Regions from separate parts of the Homo sapiens genome. Here all the other regions are linked to region 3. A link is a contact called in ENCODE Hi-C or POLR2A ChIA-PET data. All regions are on one chromosome and are shown on one strand. The core of a region is the stretch at or near the end of the contact, and the rest is flanking DNA. Distances in the headings are between cores, read along the strand shown.

Region 1 (3,801 bases), core at 766-3,265, 290 kb before region 3:
ATGAAAATGTCAGTGGATAAATGGAATCACTTCTTTTATACTTGGGATCATGAAAAAGTGTGATAAGAACAGGCGCTTTCTTCATAGCCTTCCCCCAAATCCACCTTTCAACTTTACCCCAAGAGATCTAGCTCCTGAAATCCCATCTGTTTATACCATACTTTCTAATGAATACCCCCAACTGCCTTCCTTGCAGGCTGGTCCCGCGTGGGTTGTAAATGGGATGCATTTGACAGTGGGCCTTTCTCTCTGTCCCTCAGGTTACCATGGCCTCTACTGTGAGGAGGAATATAATGAGTGCCTCTCCGCTCCATGCCTGAATGCAGCCACCTGCAGGGACCTCGTTAATGGCTATGAGTGTGTGTGCCTGGCAGAATACAAAGGTGAGAGGCCGCCTGGCCTTCCTGTGCCAGAATGGCTCTAAATGACGTCATGTATTTCTCAGTGTAAATGCATAAACCTCTAATTGGACCATGAATTGTTCAGAATAACAATCAAATGCTGAAGCTGGCATGATTAATCGGTCCAAGGAGACCAATTTGCAAGTCTCTGGTTTCTTCCTGATAGATTGAGAAACAACCCCCTTTCCTGTCCTGTTCTTTGTGGATCCTCGCTTTCTTTTTTATTGAATGTGTAAAAAGCTGAAAACAAAAAGTAATATTAAGATGGACTGTCAGACATAGGTTAGAGACCATGGCTGTGAAAACTGTGGAAGAGGAAGGATGCCGTCCTATAAAGCTTCTTATGCAGAGATAGAATGCTGTGCTTTCTTGGGGAGGAGGCAGGCGGAGTCCCATGTATCAGCAAGTAAGTTAATGCTTATTAAAAACAGGCGACATTGACAGAGTGTTTCCAATGTGTGGACCCCGTTCTAACCCCTAATGTGCATAGCTCACTAAATCCCCCCGAGAACCCTATGAGGTGGACAGTAATGCTCTTCCCCTATAAGCCTGGTCAGCGTGGTTCCTAAAGCCCTTTCCCAGCATCTTCACTGGCCTCTGGCCACGTTTTGTGGATGGCAAGGCTTCCTGGAGCCCAGATATCCTCAGACGGCCCTGTTCCAGGAGAACCTATTTATCAGCTGTTGCACACATTTCTCTAAGCCATAACTACGGGGCCGGGTTTAGATTTTGGAATGCGTTTGTGGGCTCTATTTATAGCCATTTCATTCAACCGCTTGCTCCTATTGCTGCTTGCTTGATGCCATCCACCTGGCTGGAGACCTTGCATTGCCCTCACCGTTGCTTCTCTTTGGATGAACCTACCTTTATTTAGTAACCTTTTTGGCAAGTCTCATGGCCTTGTAGGCTACACTGAAAACTTGATTAAGCTCCTGGATAAGAGGGCTGAAGCTGGGCCAGGTCTTGACTTTGTGTTCCACAGATCTGATGCTTCTGTTGGAGTATGACGTTCGGTTAGAACCAAACTCCACTAACATCTACCAGGACACAACAGCAGATGTGCTGGCTTCATTCTCAGGCTTCTCAGTTCTGAGTCTATCTATCTATTACCTTTCTCTCTACATATCTTCAACCTCCTTCTTTCCCCTTGCTCCTTTCCATGTGTATAAATATTTTCATGGATTTCTTACTCTGAACAAATGAAGATTCTAGGAAGATGGCAGCTCACATTGACATTCAATATCTCTGATCCCTCCTGACTCTCTGCTAGGGATGGCTCAATAAGGTAGATGACCCTGAATGGGGTCATCTGAAGATTTGGGGTCTCAAGAAAGGGTATGTGTGCTGGGAGCCTTTGCTTAACCACAAGAACAGGGGATGAGGGCTCCAGAGAGAACTGATGACTCAATGAACAGATTAGTCCAAAAAAATCCTTCAGCTTATAGAGAGGAAGTGCATGCTGTAATTGTGCTGCGTCTGACCCTAGGAGGCAGAGGGGTGTACTGATCTCATGGCTACGGGCTGCTGTCTAAGGAAATTGCACAGTAGGCTGAGCTGGCCCCCCCATTTTTTGTGGCCTTGAGAACACCAAACTGGGAGGCCTCTCTCTGCCTCATGCCTTAGTACACAGGGCCCCATTGGCTGCCCATCCATCCCTGAAGGGGAATGTGTTATGTTGTCTGTCTCTGCCAAGATTTCCACCCACTAGCCTGGCCAGTACACTAGCCCACGCCAGCAACTCAGAGAGGGAGAAAAGTTTTGGGAAATAAAAACAAAAATTGCAACAACAGCTCTAAACACTCAAGAAAGGAAGTGAAGAAAGTAATGTACACTACTCAAAATTGAATTTGGATCTGAATAAAAAGGAGGAACTAGTGCATGAGAGAATCAAAATATGAGGAAGTGGAAACCACGAGTGAAAAGACAGGAAACATGGAGAAAAGATTTGAGAGATCTGCTTCTGCCTGAGCGATGGGTGCTCCAGAAGAAGGAGCATGTGGAAATAGAAGCAGAATTAACTAACTCCTAGAAGGAGGTGTCTGTGAGGTGAAGAAAGTCTTATTTTCAAATAGAATGGGCTCACAGGGCAGTAATGGGATTAATGAAGGAGATGATACACAATTTGAGATTTCCTGGTAAAATTTGTAACTGCAAGGATAAAGAGAATTTTTTACAAGATTCTTCGAAGGGATCACAGGTTACATACAGAAGAAAGAGAATCAAATCGGCATTGTACTGCCCCTCTCTATCATGAGGTAAAGAATAGCAGAGCAGCGTTTCAGACTTTTAAATGAAAAGGACTAGGAGTTTGTTGTTTATATTTGAGGGCAAAAGAAAGACATTGCCATACATTCAAGGATACAGAAAATATAGCACCCTATACCCTAAGATAAGTACCTTAATAAGCATCGCCACCAAATAGGAACTAAATCAAAACAAAGATATCCAGATAGGGGAAGATGGAGAATGGAAGGAAGAGATGTATGCCTTTAAATGCAGGCATAAATCTAAATATTTGATATTTATGTGATTGTGAATGGTAATATAATGGTGAAGGAAAGTCTCTTGAAAAAAGTAGATCCGCCTTCTGTATCAGCTATCTATTGCTGCATAACAAATCAGTACCCGGTACTGGCTTAAACAACATGCTTTTATTACCTAACAGTTTCCTAGGTCCAGGTGTGGCTTAGTCAATTCCCAGCTCAGGGGCTCACAAGGGTGAAAGCCAGGTATTGACTGACTGAGCTCTCATCTGAGGCTTGAATAGTGAGAAATCAGCTTCCAAGTCCCCTTAGGTTATTGGCAGAACTTATATCCTCGTGGCTGTAGGATTTGTGACAGCTTGCTCTTTGAAAGCTAGCAACTATGACAGAGACCCCACTGCTTCCAGTCTTGAACTTCCGGGAAGGCCTGGACTTTTTTTTTTTGTGATGGAGTTTCACTCTCATTGCCCAGGCTGGAGTGCAATGGTGTGATCTCGGCTCACACCAACCTCCACCTCCTGGGTTCAAGCGATTCTCCTGCCTCAGCCTCCTGAGTAGCTGGGATTACAGGCATTCACCACCATGCCCAGCTGATTTTGGATTTTTAGTAGAGACAAAGTTTCTCCATGTTGGTCAGGCTGGTCTTGAACTCCCGACCTCAGGTGATCCACCTGTCTTGGCCTCCCGAAGTGCTGGGATTGCAGACATGAGCCACTGCACCCAGCCTGGACCCTCTTAAAGGTCTCACCTGGTTAGGCCAGGCCCACCTGGGAGGAACTCAAAGTCAACTGATTAGGGACCTTAATTGCATCTTCAAAATGTCTTAACTGCCATTTGCTCTTGGTTGGAAGCTCACACTCAAAGGGAGGGAATTACACAAGGGTGTGACTCCCTAGGGGTCACTCTAGGCTGTGTCC
Region 2 (4,152 bases), core at 1,027-3,526, 470 kb before region 3:
TCAGATATGTGTATATGGTAGGTGTTTTAAAAACAATTTTCCAAAATTGCAAAGCACAAAATATGCACAAAAATTGCAAAGCACAAACTTGCAAAGCACAGAAAAGCACCCCCCCAAAATATGTACAGCTCAATGTATTATCATAAAATGAACACCTGTGTAACCACCACTCAGATCAAGGTTGACAATGTTGCCCTCCAGCAGCTTCCTCGTCCCCACCTCTCTCAGCTCTGCAAAGCTAATCACTCTTCTGACTTCAAGCATGGGTCACTTTTGCTGTTTATATTCTTTACACAAGTGGAAAAAACATTGTGTTTGGGGAATTTGTTCTACTTGTTGTATAAGGCTATAGTTCTTTCTTTTTCATGGCTGTATAGTATATTTTATCAGTATACTATAACTGTTGTCATCCAGCTCATTAATATTCTTTTTTGTTTTTATTATACTTTAAGTTTTAGGGTACATGTGCACAACATGCAGGTTTGTTACATATGCATACATGTGCCATGTTGGTGTGCTGCACCCATTAACTCGTCATTTAATATTAATATTCTTATAGTTAGTACTCTTTGTGTTCTGTTTATTAAATATTTGTTTACTATAAGGTTATACAGATATTCTCTTCTATTATCTTTTTGAAGTTTAATTTTTTACCTTTCAATTGGATCTACAATCCAATTGGTGTTTATTTTTGCATATGGCTTGAGAGAGGGAAAAGTCTTCATTTTTTTCTCATTGGATATCAGTTTATTGAAAAGACTCTATTCTAGAAGTCAAGTGTCCCTGTGTGATCCTTTCTGTTTCTTGTCTCTGTTCCATTGGTCTATTTGTTCATCTTTCTGCCAGTGTCATGCTATCCTAATTACCATAGCTTTAAAATTCCTGCTTTCTAATAGAGCAAGCCCTCCCACATTGTTCTTATTCAAGCGTGTCTGTGCTATCGTGGGCCATTTTACAGAAGCACACAAATGTTGTGATTTCTGTTGTAGCAGCATTGAATCTTGTAGGTTAAGAAAAATTTGAGTCTTTCTAATATCAAGTTTTCTAATTCATGACTGGAATATTCCCCCTTTACAATTATCTTCATTGAGATCATGCATTTTTAACATTTGATTTATTACTAGGAATTTAATTTTTTTCATCTATTATAAACTGTACCTTTGAGAAAAGGATCTTTAGTTTGCTGCTGATACATGGAGATGCAAAATATTTTTATTTTTTGGTAAATTTTGATCTTGCATGCAGCAAACTTGCTGAAGTTCCATATTTTAATAATTTATCTGCATGAATAATCATACAGTCTGTAATTGACAGCTTATTTTCTTAGTGGATCCTTATACTTTCTTTTTATTTTTGCCTCATTGCACTGTGTAGGACCTTTAGTGCAGTGCTCAATGGAAGTGGTATTAGCAAACATCCTTGCTTTCTTCCCAGTTTCAGAGAGAAACTGTTCTACCTTTCACCAATAAGTATTATATTTGCTGAAGGTTTTTTGTAGATACTCTTTATCAGATAAAAGAAATTTCCTTCTATTCCTAGTTTGCTAAAAGTCTTCACTCTACCTAGATGTTAAATTTAATAAGAGTTTTTTCTGCATTGGTTGAGATGATCATACAATCTTCACAGGAAATTTAATTCCCAGTTTGCCTGCAGCCTTCTTTTCCTGAGTACGAAAGAGGCAGAAGTCGACATATTTCCTGTATTGATGGCATTGTGGTTTTGTAAAAAAGTTTGATAGGATGTATGAGTGTCTCTGATGAGAGGCGAAACAAAAATGTGTGCACTGGAATTGTTCTGCAACTTTTTTATTCAAGAAATTGGTCTTTGAATGATTAAAAGTGAAAAAAAAAAAAGCATTTCATTTGAGGCTGGTGTGCCTATGTCAGTAAGTGCAATTGAGTGCTATCTCTTAGGACTTAGTTAAATATGGAAACCAAGGGACAAAGGGAAGATCAGGTTTTTGAAGAACAATTCCTTTAATTCTTGATATATCTGCAGCTGAGCAGGGCTTATAGATTCATCACTATGACTTATCACTATGTGTTAATCAGACTAAAGCAATTACCTTGAGATTTCAAGGTAATTTCCAAATGCAGTATGTTTTAAAGAGACAGCATGAAAAAGTAGGGAAACAATATGTAAGAGTTTATTTTTAATGGATTCATTTTATAGCCACGTTTCAATTCTGCTTATAATTTCCTTTTAGCCTACTTACAAATGTGACTCAACTCACATACAAAAATCAGGACAAGCTGGTTTCAAGAAAGCTGACTCAGAATTGAGGGAATAATGGACTGACCAAATTAGTCTTGGAATAATTTTTTGAATTGATGTAGAGTTTCTAATACAGAAGTAAAGACCTATCAAAACATGGAATGTGTATTTCACTAAGACATATAGTTCTTGATTCAGTAAAGCGAATGAGCATTTTTATTATTTGGATTTGGGAAAAAAATCTTGGGATGCATTTCTTGGCTGAGTCTACTACTGGCATAAGCACTATAGTGATTTTTTTTTATATCTTTATTCCTGGTGAGTAAGCAGTTGGTGTTGGAATATAGTTGAAATCCTTATTGAAGAAGGTGGGAAAAATTTCTTTTTGAGACAAAAATACTGTGACAGTTGGACCCCAACATTGTTCATTTGCGTTTCAGAAGGAAGATGACATTTACAACCACTGCAATTCCTGTTTTGGACATAGAAACACAATATTAAGAACTTAAACGCCTTTAGAATGTTCTAGTCCCATCCCTTCCTTTTACAGTTGAGTGTGCTGAGCCCCAGGAAGCTTTCTTGCCTTGTCCAACATCACCTGCAAATGAGACTGGAACCCCAGTCTTTCTCTCCCATATCACAGTACCTCCAGGTGGCAATTGTTCATTCTAATTTCTCCAGTAACCCTAAGCTATAAATTCTGGAGTCATCTTTGCTGTAGTCCCCCTCTCCAACTGGCAGACAGAGTCACTCTCCTGCTATTTCAATATCCCCTTAGTCTGTGTGACCTTTCCCCATCCATCGTCTTCCATGGGTCCACCTAGTTCTATATTTAGCCTTGGCATGGGTTGCTCATCATTCATCTCCATTTAGTTCAGCTGATGGATGGAAAGGTAGAGGGAGAATTTCCATATTTCTTCTAGTGAAGGAAAGGTAGGGGTATGACCCTTCATTGTGTTCTTGCTTCAAGGTGGACTATCTAGATGAGCATTCTTTTCATAGTACCAAGATTTATTCTGCAACCTTCCTGCACATAATTATGACTAAAAGAATATCTGGTCCTTTAAGTTGTTTTGCCAAAGGTTCTTCTGTTATTTAATCACTTGCTGCACACCAGTCCAATTAGGGAGTTGCATGGGGGGAGAAAATAGATGTTATTGCTATCAAACTTGTAGGGCCCAGTTCAAGATAGTTTTCTTTTTTGAAGTCTTTCCAGGTGACCCCCACCTACCTGTTTTCCCTCTTTTGTGAACCCCAAAGTCTGTACTGTCTAGATCAGGGACTGGGAAACTAAAGGGCCAGATAACAAATATCATATAGGCTTTGTGGGCCAGGCGCTTTCAGTTGTCAGTACTCAACTGCTGGTGTATTGCAAAAGCAGTCAGCACATAAACAGGTGGCTGTGGTTGTATTCCAATAAAGCTTTATTTACAAAAAACAAACCAGATTTGGCCTGTGGTTGTGATTTGCCAACCTCTAATTTGTACTAACAATTTCTAAATTTTGGTTTTGGGGCCAGGTGCATCAGAATCATCTGGGAAATGTTGAAAGATCCAGGTTTCTAGGCTTCACCTTTAGAGTTTCTGATGAATGGCCTGGAGCTGGGGAATCTGTGTTTTAAAAGTTCCCTGACTGATGCTGCTGCTTAGACAAATCACTAAAACAATGGTCCATTCTAGTTACCTGCTTCCCTTCTTCATTCTTTCCTTTTCTGTTTTCCTCCCTCCCTCCTTTCCATCCTCCAGTAAATATACATACAAATAAATACATAACATTTTATTTGTGTTTAAGATTGTATAAAATGGCATGATTCTGTAGACTGTTTATTTTGTAGATTGCTTGTTTATTTCTTTGCCCTTTTCGCTGAGGCATTTATCTTGTATTTATCCTAAAAATTCTTTCTATAATAAGGGATTTAGTCCTTTATAGTATGTTGTA
Region 3 (3,917 bases), core at 136-2,635:
AAGAGAAGAAAAGAAAAGAGAAAAGAAAAGAAAAGAAAAGAAAAATGTAGTATTTATTTAAAGTGTTTATGCTCCGATGTTATAGGCTGTATCGTGACCCCTCAGAATTGAAGTCTTAACCCTCAGTACCTCAGAATGTGAGCATATTTGGAAATAGAGTAACTGAAGATATAATTAAGTTAAGATGAGGTCATATTGGAGTAGGGAGCGACCTTGATCCGATATGGTGGGTATCTTTATAAAAAGTGGAAATTTGGGCACAGGCGTGCACCCAGGGAGAATGCCATCATGTGAAGATTGGAGTTACACAGCTACAGGCCAGTAACTGCCAGGAGCTCTGAGAGAGGCCCAGAACAGGTTTTTCCCTAGCCCTGGCCTGCCAACACCTTGAGCTTGGATTTCTAGCCTCCAGAACTGTGAGAAAATAAACTTCATTTCTGGCAGACCCAGGAAATAACCCATCAGACATTGCAGACGTTGCCACTGAGTTTAGCTAACACTGGGGGCATCTGCTTTGTATCAGAGCCGAGCTAGGTGCTGATGACGCAAGATGAATTAAGCCCTCCAGGAACACAGTCTAGTGGGGGAGGTGAACAGACATGGATTGAGAACTTTGACGAGCCTCTAAATTCATAGTCACCAGCTTCAACTAGACCCATGAAACTGCCTGACAAGCCTACGAGTTTCCTCATTAACTTGCTCCGCCACATCCCTCAGTGGCTGTTCAAATCACCACTCAACAAATGATCTTTTCCTATCTCTCATGTGGTAGTTTTAAAAAATAATTTATTTAAAGACTTTTCTATGTTTTCTTTAAAAAAGTAAACTCAGAACTTTCCAGAAAGGCAGAGTTTCCTTTTCTTGCTGTCACTGTCCCCCAGGCATCACTTTGCGCCAAGCTTCTGGTCTCTGAGAAGCGCTGGGACTTGCACGTTCTGCAGTGAAAGTTCTGCCTGCCCTGAGAATGCAAGGACGGGTGTCTGCAGCATTCCAGGTGGGCTGAGGGCTGTCTGGCTCTCCAGACAACTCCTTATCAATGCTCTTTGTGACACAGAGAGTTAGTCAAAGTTGTGATTCACCAGTTTAATTACAACCAAAGTTCAAGTGTATTATGTGTAACAGCTTTTAACGCTGTTCAGTAAAAGCGAGCTGAGATTTATTCTGGTGATAAAGCTGAACAAGTACAGGGTTGCCAATGGCTCTTTAAGAGCTAAGTGTCCTTGAGAAATGTTTCTTTCTTGGTGTGACCGTTTCAGTTTCTGGGTGGAGCTGGTCATAGCTTCTTTGCTATAATTTGTGTGAGCGATGTTGCTGGTAAGTTGCCATGGTTACTTGAACCCACTGGGCAGCAGGACAGATTTTCATTATAACGAATGTGAACACGACTAGAAGCCGTGGGTGCTAGTCTCCGGAGGAGCCACCTCCCTTGTTAGCTCATGCAGTCAGCCCCTGCCCAGTGTACATGAGCAAGAGAAACATCTAGTTTGGTTCTCTCTGCTCATCTTAGGGAAGAAACCATGACTAATATGGGGGGAAAAGGGACAAATAGATTGTTGCTAGAAATGTGCTTCTTGATCATACTTGTGCATAACTACTCTTCTGAGATAGTAATGATAAATGCTTTCTAAGCAATTTGGATTCAGTTTAATATAGTTATCCAGAGCCCAATATGTTATCCAGTTGAGGAGAACTGCCAGGCAATGAAATGAAAATTAAGATACTTATTACCATAGTCACATTTAGGTTTGGGTGTGTAAAAGTAGCTGTGATTGCTGATATGGAATTTGCAATAAATGAGCCTCTCTCTCTCTTTTTTTTTTTTTTTTTGAGATGGAGTCTTGCTCTGTTGCCCAGGCTGGGGTGCAGTGGCGCAATCTCGGCTCACTGCAAGTTCTGCCTCCCGGGTTCATGCCATTCTCCTGCCTCAGCCTCCCGAGTAGCTGGGACTACAGGCGCCCGCCACCATGCCCGGTTAATTTTTTGTATTTTTAGTAGAGATGGGGTTTTAAATGAGTCTCTTAAGGAGGCATCACAGCCTGGTGGGAAACTAGCACAAGTGTGGTAGGCTTTGGAGACAGCGGGGCTTGGGCTCAAGTCCTGATTCTGTATTCACCAAGCTGTACACAGTTGTGTGCCTCAGGGCAAATGGTTCAGTCTCTCTAAGCCTCAATTTATTTATCTCGTTATTTATTTATTTATTAAATTTTTGTGGGTATATAATAGGTGTGTATATGTATGGGGTACATGAGATGTTTTGATACAGGCATGCAATGTGAAATAAGTACATCATGGAGAATGGGGTATCCATCCCCTCGAGCATTTATCCTTTGAGTTGCAAACAATCCAATTGCACTCTGTATTTTAAAATGTACGATTCAGTTAGTATTGACTATAGTCATCCTGTCGTGGTATCAAATTGTGGGTCTTTTTTACTCTTTCTATTTTTTTACCCATTAATTTATTCATCTCTTTATGATAAGAATACCAATTTTACAGGGAATAAATAAGGATTACAGAAAATGAACATAAATGCCCTGAGAAATAATAGACATTCAATGCATGGTGGTTAGCTTGTTTATTTTTTAGATTTTTTTTAGCTTAAAAATAAATTGGAATGAAGAAATCCTCATGGTTCTTTGTATAGCGTTTGTCTAATATTCATTAAATAGCTTAGTTTTTTCAAGTGTTGTTATCTGGTGTAAGTCGACTATATTCAAATTAAAAAAACCTTTGGCTTTGAACAGTTTTGTTTTCGTATCAAAGCAACAAAAGTCATAAATAAGTCCATTTGTACATTTCAACTTGAAACGCTTGGAGTTTTATACAGTTATACCCACATCAGAGAGCCTTTCCCTAATTACTGGAATACAACAGCTAGTTGGAGGGAGAAAAGGCAGTGTCACTATTTGGACCAAGATTTAGAAATATTTTTTCTATTTAGGTTTTTAGAGGAAGTTTAAAGCAAATGCACTTTCTAAATTGGATTATACTTGGAATAAGTGCCTTCTGAGAGGTTGCAAATGTCATCTTTTTTCCTGCCTCCCTGGAAATACCTTTAGCTGTTGAGAGCACTTGAAGTTTGGGGGACTCTGGTACAAAATCCCAATCCATTTACCTTTGCTTGAAGGCTTGTTTAGTAATTTCCCCCTAAAATCTCGTAAGGAAAATGCCCTGGGGGAATGGGAGACACACACAGCCCTGCCATCTCCCTGCACACAAAGGGCTTGTAGCTCCATCAGCAGCATCTGCACAGCTGAAGGAAGCAAATGTTCTTGAGGAAGATGAGCTGCATGGTGGCTGGACAAAGGGAAGCCAAAGAGCAGGTATTTGGCAGTTTTCCCAGCACTGCCTGAGAGAGAGAGACAGACAGACAGATAGGAACACCTACAGACAGGCACTGTCTCTGCATATAGGTGTTTTCCAGTCAAATAGTTCATTATTCTTTTTCGTGATCTAGAACTGTAGCTATCAAGTGGAGAAGAGTGTGCTTTAGTCCCTCTGCAACATTTGGCAATGTCTGGAGACATTTTTGTTCATCACAACTGGGGAAGTATTAATGGCATCTAGTGGGTGGAGGCCGGGGATGCCACTGTACAACCTCTGATTCATGGGAAGGCCGTGCCACAAAGAATGATTTAGCCCAAAATGTCGGTAGTGACAAGGCTTAGAAACCTTGGTCACTTGGTCTAGAGAAAAAGCACCCCTTCAGGCTGTCCTATGTCCTTTTCTCTGATCCCCTCTACTCAGAATATCACCTTCTGATGGCTTGTATGGCAGTTTACACAGCTTGAGTCAAAAACAAGATGTCCTAGCTGGTGGCCGATAAGTTTATAGCCTCTACTGGAAATAAACCGGCAATCTTGCTGATTCACAGGTCTCTTACAATTCAAGTCAATTCTCAGTGTGGCCAGTTTTGG

What was found. Hi-C counts contacts between places; a loop is a spot of excess contacts on that map. ChIA-PET counts read pairs that join two places held with the same protein, here RNA polymerase II (POLR2A). Pooled maps may share reads with other maps.
Region 1: a loop to region 3 is called in a map of aorta, with 2.4 times the contacts of the local background. The contact joins two enhancer-like sites. A Hi-C loop is called at or near these places in 2 of 168 maps with a recorded cell type or tissue (Panc1 and aorta) and 5 of 50 pooled maps. POLR2A ChIA-PET finds 5 or more read pairs at or near these places in 1 of 52 experiments (WTC11).
Region 2: a map of endothelial cell of hepatic sinusoid shows a loop between it and region 3 (2.9-fold over the local background). The contact joins two enhancer-like sites. A Hi-C loop is called at or near these places in 3 of 168 maps with a recorded cell type or tissue (endothelial cell of hepatic sinusoid, heart right ventricle and lower leg skin) and 1 of 37 single-sample maps with no recorded cell type.

Annotation. Positions count from the first base shown.
Region 1 is chr2:229,414,690-229,418,490 of GRCh38, reverse strand. It overlaps DNER (delta/notch like EGF repeat containing), which reads left to right. Exons shown (of 13, transcript NM_139072.4): 9 at 261-383. Among named protein-coding and RNA genes, the nearest start is that of PID1, 150 kb to the right of the region's middle. Within about 2 kb of position 2,015, at least 21 of the 41 ENCODE cell types and tissues checked have a DNase peak (open chromatin) inside an H3K27ac peak, as active enhancers do.
Region 2 is chr2:229,599,700-229,603,851 of GRCh38, reverse strand. The region is part of intron 1 of DNER (delta/notch like EGF repeat containing); the gene reads left to right. Among named protein-coding and RNA genes, the nearest start is that of DNER, 110 kb to the left of the region's middle. Within about 2 kb of position 2,276, at least 2 of the 41 ENCODE cell types and tissues checked have a DNase peak (open chromatin) inside an H3K27ac peak, as active enhancers do.
Region 3 is chr2:229,127,324-229,131,240 of GRCh38, reverse strand. All of the region lies in intron 2 of PID1 (phosphotyrosine interaction domain containing 1), which reads left to right. Among named protein-coding and RNA genes, the nearest start is that of PID1, 140 kb to the left of the region's middle. Within about 2 kb of position 1,385, at least 6 of the 41 ENCODE cell types and tissues checked have a DNase peak (open chromatin) inside an H3K27ac peak, as active enhancers do.